Regions from separate parts of the Mus musculus genome. Here region 2 is linked to region 1. A link is a contact called in ENCODE Hi-C data. All regions are on one chromosome and are shown on one strand. The core of a region is the stretch at or near the end of the contact, and the rest is flanking DNA. Distances in the headings are between cores, read along the strand shown. Region 1 overlaps Gm29687 (predicted gene, 29687). Region 2 holds the start of 4930480M12Rik (RIKEN cDNA 4930480M12 gene).

Evidence for each region. A loop is a pair of places that touch in the nucleus more often than their neighbours do.
Region 2: a loop to region 1 is called in a map of T-helper 17 cell, with 2.1 times the contacts of the local background. The contact joins the promoter of 4930480M12Rik here to the enhancer-like site in region 1. A Hi-C loop is called at or near these places in 1 of 37 maps with a recorded cell type or tissue (T-helper 17 cell).

What each region holds. Positions count from the first base shown.
Region 1 is chr12:26,160,824-26,167,195 of GRCm38, forward strand. The region is part of intron 2 of Gm29687 (predicted gene, 29687); the gene reads right to left. Among named protein-coding and RNA genes, the nearest start is that of Gm29687, 46 kb to the right of the region's middle. Within about 2 kb of position 3,729, at least 1 of the 3 ENCODE cell types and tissues checked has a DNase peak (open chromatin) inside an H3K27ac peak, as active enhancers do.
Region 2 is chr12:26,207,463-26,213,834 of GRCm38, forward strand. 4930480M12Rik (RIKEN cDNA 4930480M12 gene) reads left to right here and starts at 3,805. Exons shown (of 3, transcript NR_046278.1): 1 at 3,805-3,854; 2 at 6,104-6,225. It overlaps Gm29687 (predicted gene, 29687), which reads right to left and starts at 3,043. Exons shown (of 5, transcript NR_131149.1): 1 at 2,941-3,043; 2 at 2,168-2,219.

The sequences.
Region 1 (6,372 bases), core at 2,479-4,978:
TATAAAATCCAATGGGAAAACCCTAAGTGCACTAATGCTAACACATCCCTGCAGCTATGCTATTTCTGAGTTCTTTTGACTACACATTGTACATTGTGGGCAAGGTAGAAAAAAAGAGTCTCAGTAAAAACTTTTCCTTTCCAAGAATAGAATTGTGTTGCCACAAATTCTGCAGGTCTGACATTTACTCAGGCGAGAGAAGACAGCATCCTAAAGTAGACCTTAGAGCTGTGTGCTTTTCTCGCTCCAGCATCGACGGAAGCAGAAACTCCTGACTCCAGAGTGGTATCACTATCTCACATCCTGCACGTGTCCGAATATGCTTCTGGGAAAAGCCAACATATTATAGATTCCTCCTCTAAAAATCAAGAGCTTGTCTGAGAAAAACAGCTGAAGGTGATCATTCATGGTTTGGTGTAACCTATATGCAGATGGTCCTCTCTGGGAGCCTTGTTTTGCAATAGGAATATAATAAGTGCTGACTTCTTGTAATTATCTGACAAGGAACAGTATAGTTTAGGACCATATAGTTTCAGCACCATCATGCTGTCAAAACAAACAGGTAGTGGCATCGTCCTACGTTCTCATCACACCTTCCCACGCCACTCAAGGAAAGCAAGCTCCCAGGGTAACGGTGTTTTTTACTGAGCAGTGAGTAAGAGAGTTACGGAATTAAAAAAAAATGAATCTTGTGCAATGACAGATACAATGATACAGAGATCAAGGGACCAGGGCTTTAAATTGTTACAACTTAAAGGGTTTTGCTGGGGATAGAAGAGACAAAGACAGATTGAGGGCAATAACCTGTTAGTGTTGAAATAGGAAGAAACATAAAGCTGAGGGCTAATAGGATAAAGGCATTGGAGGAGACAGGCTAAATACTCAAAAAGATGGATGGGTACTGGAGGGCTGAAGACTCAGGTGTAGATGGATGGACGCTGGAGAGTGAAGAGCAAGATGTAACGGGTTTAGTGCCTGAGAAGAAGGAGGAGAGGGAGTAGGCTTGATGGGAACTCAGAAATGACTTTCCCACGTGAATAATCAAGAATGAGGTAGGTTTGAGTTGGGTGACTTAAGTGATTTTGAGATTTGCATGGGAATCTGAGCAATGTTCATTTGACTGACTTTCCTCTGTGACAAAGGGGATGGAATTATAAGTTGACATGGAAGGGAGAAGGGGGTGGTGTATTTCCAGGAATATGAATCAGGATACAGAACCTGGTTTGACGGCTTATATATGGTAGGCCCAGGGAGTGGCACTATTGAAAGATGCAGCCCTGTTGGAGTAGTTTTGGCCTTGCTGGAATAGGTGTGTCATTGTGGGTGTGTGCTTTAATAACTTCATCTTAGCTGCCTGGAAGCCAGTCTTCCACTAGCAGCCTTCATATGAAGATATAGAACTCTCAGCTCTGCCTGCACCATGCCTGCCTAGATGCTGCAGTGCTCCCACCTTGATGATAATGGACTGAACCTCTGAACCTGTAAGCCAGCCCCAGTTAAATGTTGTCCTTTATAAAACTTGCCTTGGTCATGGAGTCTGTTCACAGCAGTAAAAAAATCCTAATTATGACATGCAGTGTGTGTAGTTCATGTTAATATCAACATCTCTAGAGATAAGTCTAAAATTTTGAACTAAGCATAAAGAGTCTCAGAAGAAAGCGGTGACAGGACTGGGGTTTTGGATAAGTTTGACTCCCTTAGTGGGTGGTGTCCTATGGAAATAAGCAGTGTATAATGTAGGGGTCTGTCCCCTGCATTGCATCACTCTTGAGGATTCACCAAATATTTATTCCTTACTGTTTACATTGCTGCCAGTTATATTTTTTATTGCCTTCCACATTACCACTTATTATTGACACTTTTATTTTGGAAAATCCATGTTTCCCCTTTTTGTTTTTATCTTTAGAGCCTTGGTTCTTTATCAAGTTTCTCTTTGGTTTCCTTTTTTTCCTACAGTTATCAATCACAGTTTATTTAAGCATCCATCTGCCACTTCTAACCTCAGAATAATCTATGGTTCTTTTGATCTTGTCTAATTTTTAATAATTTTCTTATCTAGCCCTCTGTTGACTTTGCCTCAACACGGTTGTCTATTAGATGGTTTGGATGGTACTTCATCTTGTCTCATAAAGACCTGTCTACCCCTTCCTGCCCTGGTGAAGTGGAGGGTGAGCACTTTCATTTGAATCACTTCATGATTAATATCTGTGGTAGTTTGAATATGCATGATCCAGGGAGTGGCACTATTGGGAGGTATGGCCTTGTAAGAGGAAGAGTGTCACTTTATGGGTAGGCTTTGAGACCCTCTTCTAGCTGTCCTGCCTGCCTTCTGATCAAGATGTAGAGCTCTCAGCTCTTTCTCCAGCACCATGTCTGCCTGGACTCTACCATATTTTCCACCTTAATGATAATGGACTGAACCTCTGAACCTCTCTATAAGGCAGTCCCAATTAAATGCCCTTTATGAGAGTTGCCTCAGTCATATTGTCTCTTCACAGCAATGAAACCCAAACTGACACAACATCAAACATGAGTAGAAGTTATATAAGACTCAATTTACCTAAAGTGTGCCCCAGATCTAGCCTAACATTTTGCAGGCTTTGGGCTCAGAGCTTCCAGTGTTCATCAGAGTTACTAAATGAGCCTCAAACTCTAATCTCCATGGCCTCAGCAAAGACAAAGCAGAAAAGAGTCTCAGCCTCCTTTTCCAAGACTCCCTGCCCTGCGCTTCTTCCTTATTAGGTAAAACAGTTCTGGCATGCATGTCTCTGGTTTTATTTCCAGCTCCTCAAAGCTTGCCAAACTCTCCCGCTTTTCTTGTCCCAGAGCATCAGTCCTCTGCCTGGGCAAATCCAAGATGCTCAGCCTGAAACTCTATGAAAAGATTTGGTAGATGCTGCCAAGGGGAAAATGGCTGTGGAGCCTCCACTTTGCCCCTAAAGATTCCTGCTTTCGTGAAATCTTAACCTAAGAGTCTGTTTAATCCCTCCAGGACTTAGATTTCATCTGGGATGTTTTATGCATTCCAGCAGAGTCACAGACCTAGCTTACACCACTAAATCTTACACAGGACAAAGTCCCTGGATTGTGCTATACACTGTAGATATTTATAAACCTTTGGAGGATGAGGGCCATCCCTTTGGCCCTAACTAGATCATTGCATCATACTATATACCAACTATAGTAACTATACAAATGACATACCAGGATAGGAAACATTTACCATGTGTCTGCTCCAGCCACATCCTGCCTTATAGAACACAGCATCCATTTCTTCCATTTAGCTCTCATTCTTGAAGCCACAGCTTTTATGAGGCACATAAATGACACAAAGTGCTTTTAAGTTTCAGTAGAGAGCTGGTGTGTGCTTGGTGACCACAGGCTTTAGCTGATCCTCCTTGTTACTGCCACATAGTCACTTCAGATAGCCTTAACAACCAGTACATTGTGGACAGTGCTGCAGTGGGGAGCTCAGAGGCTCAACACAAAGAGCTGGAGGCCCTTCAAAGGAAAATAACCCCATCATTGTGTAATCCCAGGCCAGATGATCCGTACTCCTAAATTTTTCAACATTACTTATTTTATCTTATATTTAGTCTTATCCTTGCTTCCCAAATTACACATATAAGATAAATGCTAAAGTTAGAGTTCCACCCTCAGCTACATAATTTTTTTCCAATAAGCTGCTTTTTCAGACATCCCTGATCAAGTTGGATACCAGGTCACCCTGTCTTGTGACAGTGAATTTACTTTGTGCGCAGACTGCTTGTTCTCAACACTTAGGAACGTTTTTGGAATCAGACTCACTCTGAACTAGGTGACTGATATCTTTTTAAAGGGGCAGCACTCTGTTCTGTTTAGGAATTAAAGTAGACCATGTGGCAAAGTTTGAAAACTGAGGCATCCAGGAGGCATCTATGGTGACTTTATATAAATGGCGACTGTATATAATATCACCCCTTTCACTAAAAGAAATGCCCCCTCATTTTCTCAACCAGTAAGAAAAAGGCTTGTTGTATTCATTTGTATATATGGAAATACATTAACCAAAAATTTAAAAGCAAGCAAAATGTGGAATGCATAAACAGATAGTGGTCTTCACTACAAAGAGAAAAATATCCCTTAGTACATGATACTTAGAGTCCAAAAAAAGAGATTGGGGATCTTAAAGCACTTCTCGATAGATTTTACTTTTTATTTATGTATATATGTAGGTAGGTATGAGCACCTGAGTGCCGGTGCCTTTGGAGGCTGGGCACTGCATCCTCTGGAGTTGGAGTCACAGATGGTACTGAGTTGCCCAACATGGTGTGATACAAGAGCAGTATGTGATCTTAGCCACAGAACCATCTTTAAAGCTCCAAGTACTTATTTCTAAGTGAAAAAATCTTATTCCAGAAGATCACGTTTAGGAAAATTCCAGTGTAATGGCATTTCAAAATAATAAGCAAAATTGTACAGGTCATGAAATAAAATCAGAGTTTGACAGGAGGGGGACATGTGCAGACAGAGTAGAAGAATTTCTGGGTGGTGACACTAATTTACTTGACAATGGAAATCAGATGTTATTGTGAATTTGTCAAACCCCAAATGATGTACACAACCAAAGTGAATTGGGGCACAAGCAGTGGCATTCAGTAAATAATAGTCTACCAAAGATGTAGGTTCATCATTTGTCACAAATGCACCACATTATCTTCGTTCATCAATAACAGAGAAACCAAGGCATTCTTAATCTTTCTATTAAATGTTTTGGTATGTCTAAAATTGCCCTAAGGAATAAAGTCTACTGACTGAAAAACAAACAAATATACAGCATAGTATATCTTTAGAAAGTGTGCAATCTAGTTGGAAGAGTTTCTGCTTGATATATTAATCAAACAAGTCATTGTTGTAGTTAGCACTCTGTAATAAATACCATGGCCAAAAATCAAAGTGGGTAAGAAAGGGATTGTTTCCTCTTGTTGCTTAGAGTCCCTCATTAAAGAAAGTCAAGGCAGGGGCTGGAAGCAGAAATCATGAATGAACATTACTTACTGCCTTACATCTCATGGCCTGCTCATCCTGCTTTCTTATACAACCCCAAACCATCTGCTAGATACAGCATTGCTACAGTGGGCGGGGGCCTCTTCTGTCAATAAACAATCAAGACAATGCCCCCCAGACGTGCCCACATGCCAATATAATCAAGGCCATTCCTCAGTGGGAACTCTCTGTTCCTAAGTGACTCTGGGTTGAGTCAGGTTGGCAATAAAAACTAGACAGATCAGTCATGTTCAAGCTATCACTATCAAGTTGTTTGACATTTTTGGGTCATAGGTCATAATAGAAGTAGATACATATTAATACATCCCTTTAAAGGGGTTTTATTTGTATTTCTTAAAGTAGTATGTGATTGAGGCACATGAGTTCTCATGGATGTTTTCTAAGAAAATCTTTGAATATTTTTAGGTGAGCATCGTTTCTATTGTATGCTATAGTACAAAACAACAATGAAGCCTCAGGAAAGTTTTATTTAGATGCCTGCCCTGAACAAACATCTACATTTCCCTCAGGCTGTGCCAAGATAGAGCCTATATATGTTCTGAATACAAACCCTACACAGTCCTGTCTGAGAATCAGAGCTCTATCTCTGCTGTTCAAATCAGATTATGTCCACTGTTAAGAAATAAAATTCACTTTGGGCCTGTCTCTGGACCTTCTTTTCCTCAGGCTCCTCTTCATTTCCATCCCTATAATTTTTTCAGACAGGAACAATTATGGGTCAGAGATGTGTCTGTAGGATGGCAACCCCATCCCTCTCTTGATGTCCTGTCTTCTTGCAGGAGGTGGGCTCTATAAGTTCCCTCTCCCTACTTTCAGGCATTTCATCTAAGGTTCCTCTCTTTGAGTCCTGGGAATCTTTCACTTCCCAGGTCTCTGGTGCATTCTGGAGGGTCCCACTAACCTCCTATTTCCTGAGGTTGCCAGTTTACATTCTTTCTGCTGGCCCTCAGGGCTTCTTCAGTCATTTTACCTCACTCAGTACCAGAAAAGGTCGCCCTCTCCCCTCCACTCTCCCCACTCTCCCCCCCAACCCATCCACTTTCCCCGCAAGGTACACCCCTCCCTCCACACCTGTGATTGCTTTCTTCTCTCTCCCTGGGCACTTCAGCTTGTTGAGCGTTTTAAGTTCTGTAGACTGTATCTTGGGTATTCTGTACTGAGGTTATGGAGTGCTCACAGAAAGGGACTTATCATGATGGCCCTCAGAAAGACCCAATAAGCAGCTGAAAGAATCAGATGCAGATATTTGTACCCAACCAATAGACAGAAGCAGCTGACCCCTGTTGTTGAATTAGGGAAGGCTGAAAGAAGCTGAGGAGGAGGGCA
Region 2 (6,372 bases), core at 2,555-5,054, 47 kb after region 1:
AAGGCAAAAAGCAGTTGGGGTGGGAATTGAAGGAAACTCTTTGAGGAATACACATCTCCCAAGTGCTACTAATTTATAAAAATGGAATGAAGAATGTGTCCAAAGGGGAGGAAACAAAGAGGGTGTCTATTTCTCTGAAAGGAACACAATTCTGTTAGGTATTTCTACCCAGAGACCAATCCATGGGTCCACAGGGTCTGTACTTAAAAACCCACTTTTCCTGTGGAGATACCCTCGACAGAATCAAACAGACAACCAGTCAGCCAGTCAGCCAGCCCTATCTCATGGGATCCCCACACAAGAGAAAAGACATGGGCTAAGACTTAGGAAAGATGAGTTTATGAGCAAAATCACAAAACTGAGAAGTTACCATCTGCAGTGACTTAAGTGGCACTGGAGGGCATTCCATTAAGGGAAATGAACAGACAAAGAAGAGCAGTCAACGATTTTCCTTATGCATGGATATTTAAAAAAGAAAGCTTGGAGCTGATAACAGAACAGTGAAGACCAGAGGCTGGAAAAGGGATAGGGAAGAGGTGCAAGGGAGACCAGACTTGATCACTGCATGCTGGGAACACGTCCTATCCTAAACCACGCTAACATGTACAACTAAGGTACATTAACTCAGATGTTAAAGTACAATGCACAGTTCTGGGGCGATGGATCACTGGAGAAGAGCACTTGGTCTGTAAATATAAGGATCTATGTTTGAATTCCTAGAAACCACATAGAAAGTTGGGTCTAACTCTTAGAGCCTGTGCTGGGGATTGCAGAATACAGGCAGATCCCTGGAGTTCACTGACCATACAGCTTAACCTAACAGTGAGCATGCAGTTCAGTGAGAGATGCTGTCCAAAGAAAGTGAGACAGAGAGGGACAGAGGAAGACATCAAAAAGCATTCTCTAGTTTTCACATGCACTCACACAGACATGTACATACACATACAAATACACACAGAGAGAGACAGAGACAAACAGACAGACAGACAGACAGGCAGGCAGAGAGAGCAAGTCAGAGAGAGGGAGAGAGAGAAAGAGAGAGAGAAGGGGAGAGAGAGGTGGGGAAGGAAGAAGTGCATACGTGTTTATGAAGGAAGATAACAAAAGGTTGGTCTAGAGAGTGTCATGTACTAGAAATAATGAAACCAGAATTTAGAGAGATAATAATCCAAGTAAATATTTTTTAGAAGATCCAGTATATAAAAACGCTAAGCCAACTTAAAAGAATCAAACAAATTCTCAATTAAGAATATAGAAATTAAACATGTACTAAACTGAATAAATGTAGTGGTCAAAACATGGTTAAATTGGTAGCAGTGCTGCAGAAATTACAAAAGAATCCATGAAGTTCTACAGAAAAATAAAGCAGACGAAACAGGACACTCAAGAGACTGTGGCTGCTAACACAAAGGCAGAGGAGGACAAAAGGAAGGGGGAAGTAATAAAAACAGCTAAGAATATTCCAGGATTCATAAGAAAGGAGAGAAAAAATAAATTCTAAATTGAGTGAGTAAAGCAGTTTTTCTCCTTAGTTGATATGCCCACTTTCGTAGGACTCATTTAAAAATATGACACAGTTGTCACAGTGCATGAACGAGAAATCAAGAAAAATTATACCTTTCTCATGTCTTAGCAAAGAAAACCAGCTCACCAGTTTCTTATGTACTCTCCCAGAAGCACCATATTTATGTACAAGTATGTATATATTAATCTTTAAATGAATACATTAAGCTTTTATTTGTTTTCAATTAATCAACTCTGCTCTCCCTCTCCCTCTTTCTCCCTCTCCCTCTTTCTCCCTCTCCCTCTCCCTCTCCCTCTCCCTCTCCCTCTCCCTCTCCCTCTCTGTGTGTGCGTGCATGTGCATCTATGTCTGTGTCTGTGTCTGTGTCTGTGTCTGTGTCTGTGTCTGTGTCTGTGTCTGTGTCCATGTCTGTATGGTTGTACTTGCCTAGGCAAAAGTGTAGAGTTTGAGGGATGCTTTTCCTCTCACCTTATGGGTTTCATGAATTAAACCCAAGCCATCAAGCATCCATGACAACTATTTTAACTTATTAAGGCTCACACTCATTTTTTAAAGATAAATAATAGAACACTATATAAACATACTTCTTAATTTTTTATAGTATAAAATTTGTTCCAAAGAAGAAATATAAAATGTACTCACCATTTTTAAGGGATATAAAGGTTTCTGTTGTGTTGATGGGTAATGATGTTCTCTGTGGGGAGAGGATACACTAGAGATTGAAATCAGAACCTTCCAATGCTAAGCACAAGCTCTGCCACTACATTGTTACCTTAATGTCTCAGCTACTTCTCTGTTGCTGAGATAAAATGCCACAACTAGAAGTGAATTATGGGAGCAAGAGTTTATTTTGGCTTACGGTTCTAGACAGGAGAAGGTACCAAAAGAAGACATCTCATACTGACTGCTGGCTTCAACACATGCATGCACAGATGTGCACACCCACCTACTACCATGATGGAGAATACATCTCACACTGGCTTCTACACATACATGTACAGTTGTGTATACCCACCCACTACACCCATACACACACGGGGGAGAGGGGTAGGAGAGAGAAAGAGAGAGAAGGAGGGAGAGGGAGGGAGGGAGGGAGGGAGGGAGGGAGGGAGGAGGAGGAGGAGGAGGAGGAGGAGGAGGAAGTCGTCACTGAGTGTCTGTCTTTTTGTTTTCTTTGTATGATGGGCTACATTTTAGAAATATAGCCATACATTCTTAGACTTCCAGAGCTGAATTTTGGCTTTCCTTTTTTTCTGTAATGCATGAGACAAAAGTATGTAGCTTTGCATGTGATTTACTTATACTGTGACAATGATAGGATCCCTCACAAGGAAATGCTCAAAACTCCTTGTATGATTCTTAGAGGAAAAGAGACCATGAGGCTCATCTGCTATCTGTGATCACTGCATGCCTACCTCACCATGTCCTCCACTTTGGTAGCTCCGAATTGGTCAAGGTTTGTCTCCGTTCCTTCATTTCCTACCCTAAGCACCAATGCTATTCCTGTAAGTGCACCCTTCTCCTTCCCTTCCACGTGAATTCCCTAAAGGCTCACACTCACTCGCTTCATGCCAGCACCTGCCTCAGCACGTGGGGGATGCTGGGAACAGGACAACAGACTCATAACGTGACATATTTAAAACAGAAAAACAAGTGTGTTGGTGGTCCAAGTCTATCCTACAGAATCCTAGATTCATATCAAACGTTAAGAAAGCAACAGGGAAAGTAAGACTAGGATGATGGGGAATCAGTCTTGTTTAAGATTGTGAAGCTTCTGGGGTTTAAGCTTGCTCTCAAACTCAAATTCCAGCATGGGCAGCCTCCTCTACCTAAGAAAATGTCCACATGGGAGGGTTTTTAGGCTCAGCAGACCCCAGGGATCTTTGACCTTCAACCTTGTGGCTCTGAGAGGCCTCTTTTACTTCCTTGGATTAAAACTAGCAAACAAACAAAATCCCTGGAGGCAATAGCAATATCAAATTACCTAGAACACCTGGGTTTAAAACAGAGGAAGAAAAAGGAGGGGGAAAAAAGAAGATAAAGTTAACAATGTTGTGCGGACAATCTTTGATTTTAAAATACTTTGTAAATTAGCACCGTAGGCTTAACCCAGCTCCTCTTCTTCTTGTGTGATGGGGTGGGTAGCTGGCTGTACTTGCTCCGCAAGGAAGTATCTCTCCCTCAAGGGCTCTGTCACCTTTGCTCTTTCTCAGTCCTGGGGCCTTATGAAGTCTTGCTGTAGTCATAGCAACAAGGGAACATCACACTCCCAGCTAATTACCAATCTTTCTGGGTAAGGAAAGAAAATTAATTTCCTCGGACGGACAAGGTAAGCCTCCACACTACAAATGTTTCTTATATTATATTTCAAAAGACAAAAATGTGGCTGTCCTTTGCTGGATTCGATCAGTAATTAGTTAGAAGCATAATTTGCATTCACAGAGTAATTGTGTTTACTTTCCAAGCTAATACAATTTTCAGGGAAAACTAGTAGATCAGCAAGAGTAAGACCCCCCACCCTGTGAGCAAAGGCCTTTATGTTTTATTTAAAGTTGTCACGTGGAGCCTGCATTTTCTTTCAGATCTCTCAAGCTGTGTGGCAGTTCCCCAAATGGCTCGTTCCAGAAACAGCTTTGGATCGTACATTTGTGTCTCATCTGTTGACAAGCATTTTAGTTTTCTACGAGTTCCCTCTAGTACTCGCCTTACCAAATACAACTGTTGGCGCGGAGTCTCCAAATGGCGGATTGATACAGTCCCACAAACCCTACACTTCGCAGTCGGATCAATCACTTTGCATTTGGCTGCAACAAAGAGAAAATGATTTCTAAAGGTGCTGACTCAGAGCTTAGTGAGATTTACTTAAATGCATTTCATATTTTAATTAAAACATATAGATGCTCCTCACTTCCTTGAGAGAAGGAATATGATATCTCTCCATAGTTTGGATGTGTGCCTTTCCCTGTGGCATCCTATTCTTTCTTCTTGCTCTAATCAGGAACCAGGCATTTGGGGGGAGAGAGCTTCTGTATACAGTATGCTATTTGATTTTCTTCTCTGGTGAGCTCTTGCATAGGCTGGAGAACAGAGATTAAAGGTGTGTATATTTAGTATCAGAAAAGCAGAGTGTATGTTTTCGCATCTCCTTTATACATTAATCAAGAGAGCTGGCTTCCAGGGAACGATTGCTGCTACCATTGGGAAAAAAACAGCAGCCTCTTAATCAGTGTTTCACTGTTGTCAGCTGGGGAGTCAGGGAGAGTTAGGAGCTACTGGGCTCCTTCCCAAAGGGCTCTCATCTCCTGATAAAACTTGTCCTTTTTCCTTCCCAATCCGGAAGCCTAGGATCCAGTATCAGCAGTACTATATGTCATATTCCAGGATATTTCATTCTTGTTCCCTTAACTGATTGGTTCTATCTAGAAAGAGGCAGATTTTTTTTTGGTCCCCCTTTTAATGGAACTGTAATTCAGATTCTGAATTTCAACAATAACAAACAAATAAACACCTGTTGGACTGATTCCTAGCCTCATAGCCTGGGCATTGTCTGTGCCCTCTCTGATGAAATCCTGGGGACTGCACCTGGGTTACTATGACATTACAATACACTGGGAGTGAGATTAGACACCAGGGCCAGCTTCCACAGCTTTGAGGAATTTAATAGTGAAACTGGCTGACCCCCTTCATTACTGATCTCCAGTTTCCCTGATTTATGGATGGGAGCACTACAGCCCAGGAAATGAAGACAGTGGGTGCAGTCTACCCACAGGATAGAGGAGCAAAGCAAACCTGTCATCAAATGGCCCCAGGTCCCTGAAAGCGAGTTAGTGGTGAAAACTGGCTAGCTACCTCTTTCTATGTCTTCTGGAGGGTTTTTTTGTTTTTTGGAGTTTTTTTTTTTTTTTTTTTTTTTTTTTTTTTTTTTTGTCTGTCTGTTTGTTGTTTGCTCTTTTGGTTTTTTATAAACCCCTGAAATATAAAATCTGATTTGAATTCTAGTGGACAGCCTGATTTGTGACTTTGTTAGAGTTCATCAAAAGACCCTTACTCAGAAAGACCACAGAGACCACCGCCATTGCTGCAAAACGCATGAGGATTTTTATTGATCCAACATGTTGGGGACTCCCCTCCCAGCACACAGGCCAGAGGAGAAACCCAAAACAAAGAAAGAACACTTTTTATACCTTTGTAAGGGGTAGATTTGAGCAACAAGGTTCTCATTGGTGTAGCAAGTAACCCTTTCAGCCATTGGTTGGTTTGTATAGTGACTAAGTAACCCTTTGGCCTAGTGACTCACTTTGCTTGCTCCCATGGTGGGTTATTATGATTTGGTCAACAAAGTAATAGTACATTTTGAACTTATGGATCAGCTATTAATGTCACAACTATTAACATCAGAGGAATTCTCCCAACAAGGTCAGGGTGGTTTGTGGTCTTTGTCAGAATTCAGTGGGGGGTAGGGGGCAGGAGAATTGCTAATCTTGTTATGGTTATTTCTCTGAGAACAGCTAATATTGTTTTGGTAGCTGCAGGGTTAATCATTTTGACCTCTAAAATTATGTTTATATATTTGTTTAGTCAGCCAGCCTCCTTATCTGGCTCTGCAGTTGGCCTGCAAGTACAATTTGGAAAGTCCTGTTCGAAGGGGAAGGCACTGAGTGGTCTTGAATTCATTTTGGATATTACAACTTTTTATAGAGGTATGTTTTTTTTCTTTGTTGTCTTTTGTTTTGTTTAAAAAGAAATCAAGGGAGATGGCTGTTTTATTTTTCTCAGTGAGAACAGAAGGGCTATTTGTGTGTACTACTGGTGTCTATGGATCAGGTTACTTACTCTAAGCCAGACAG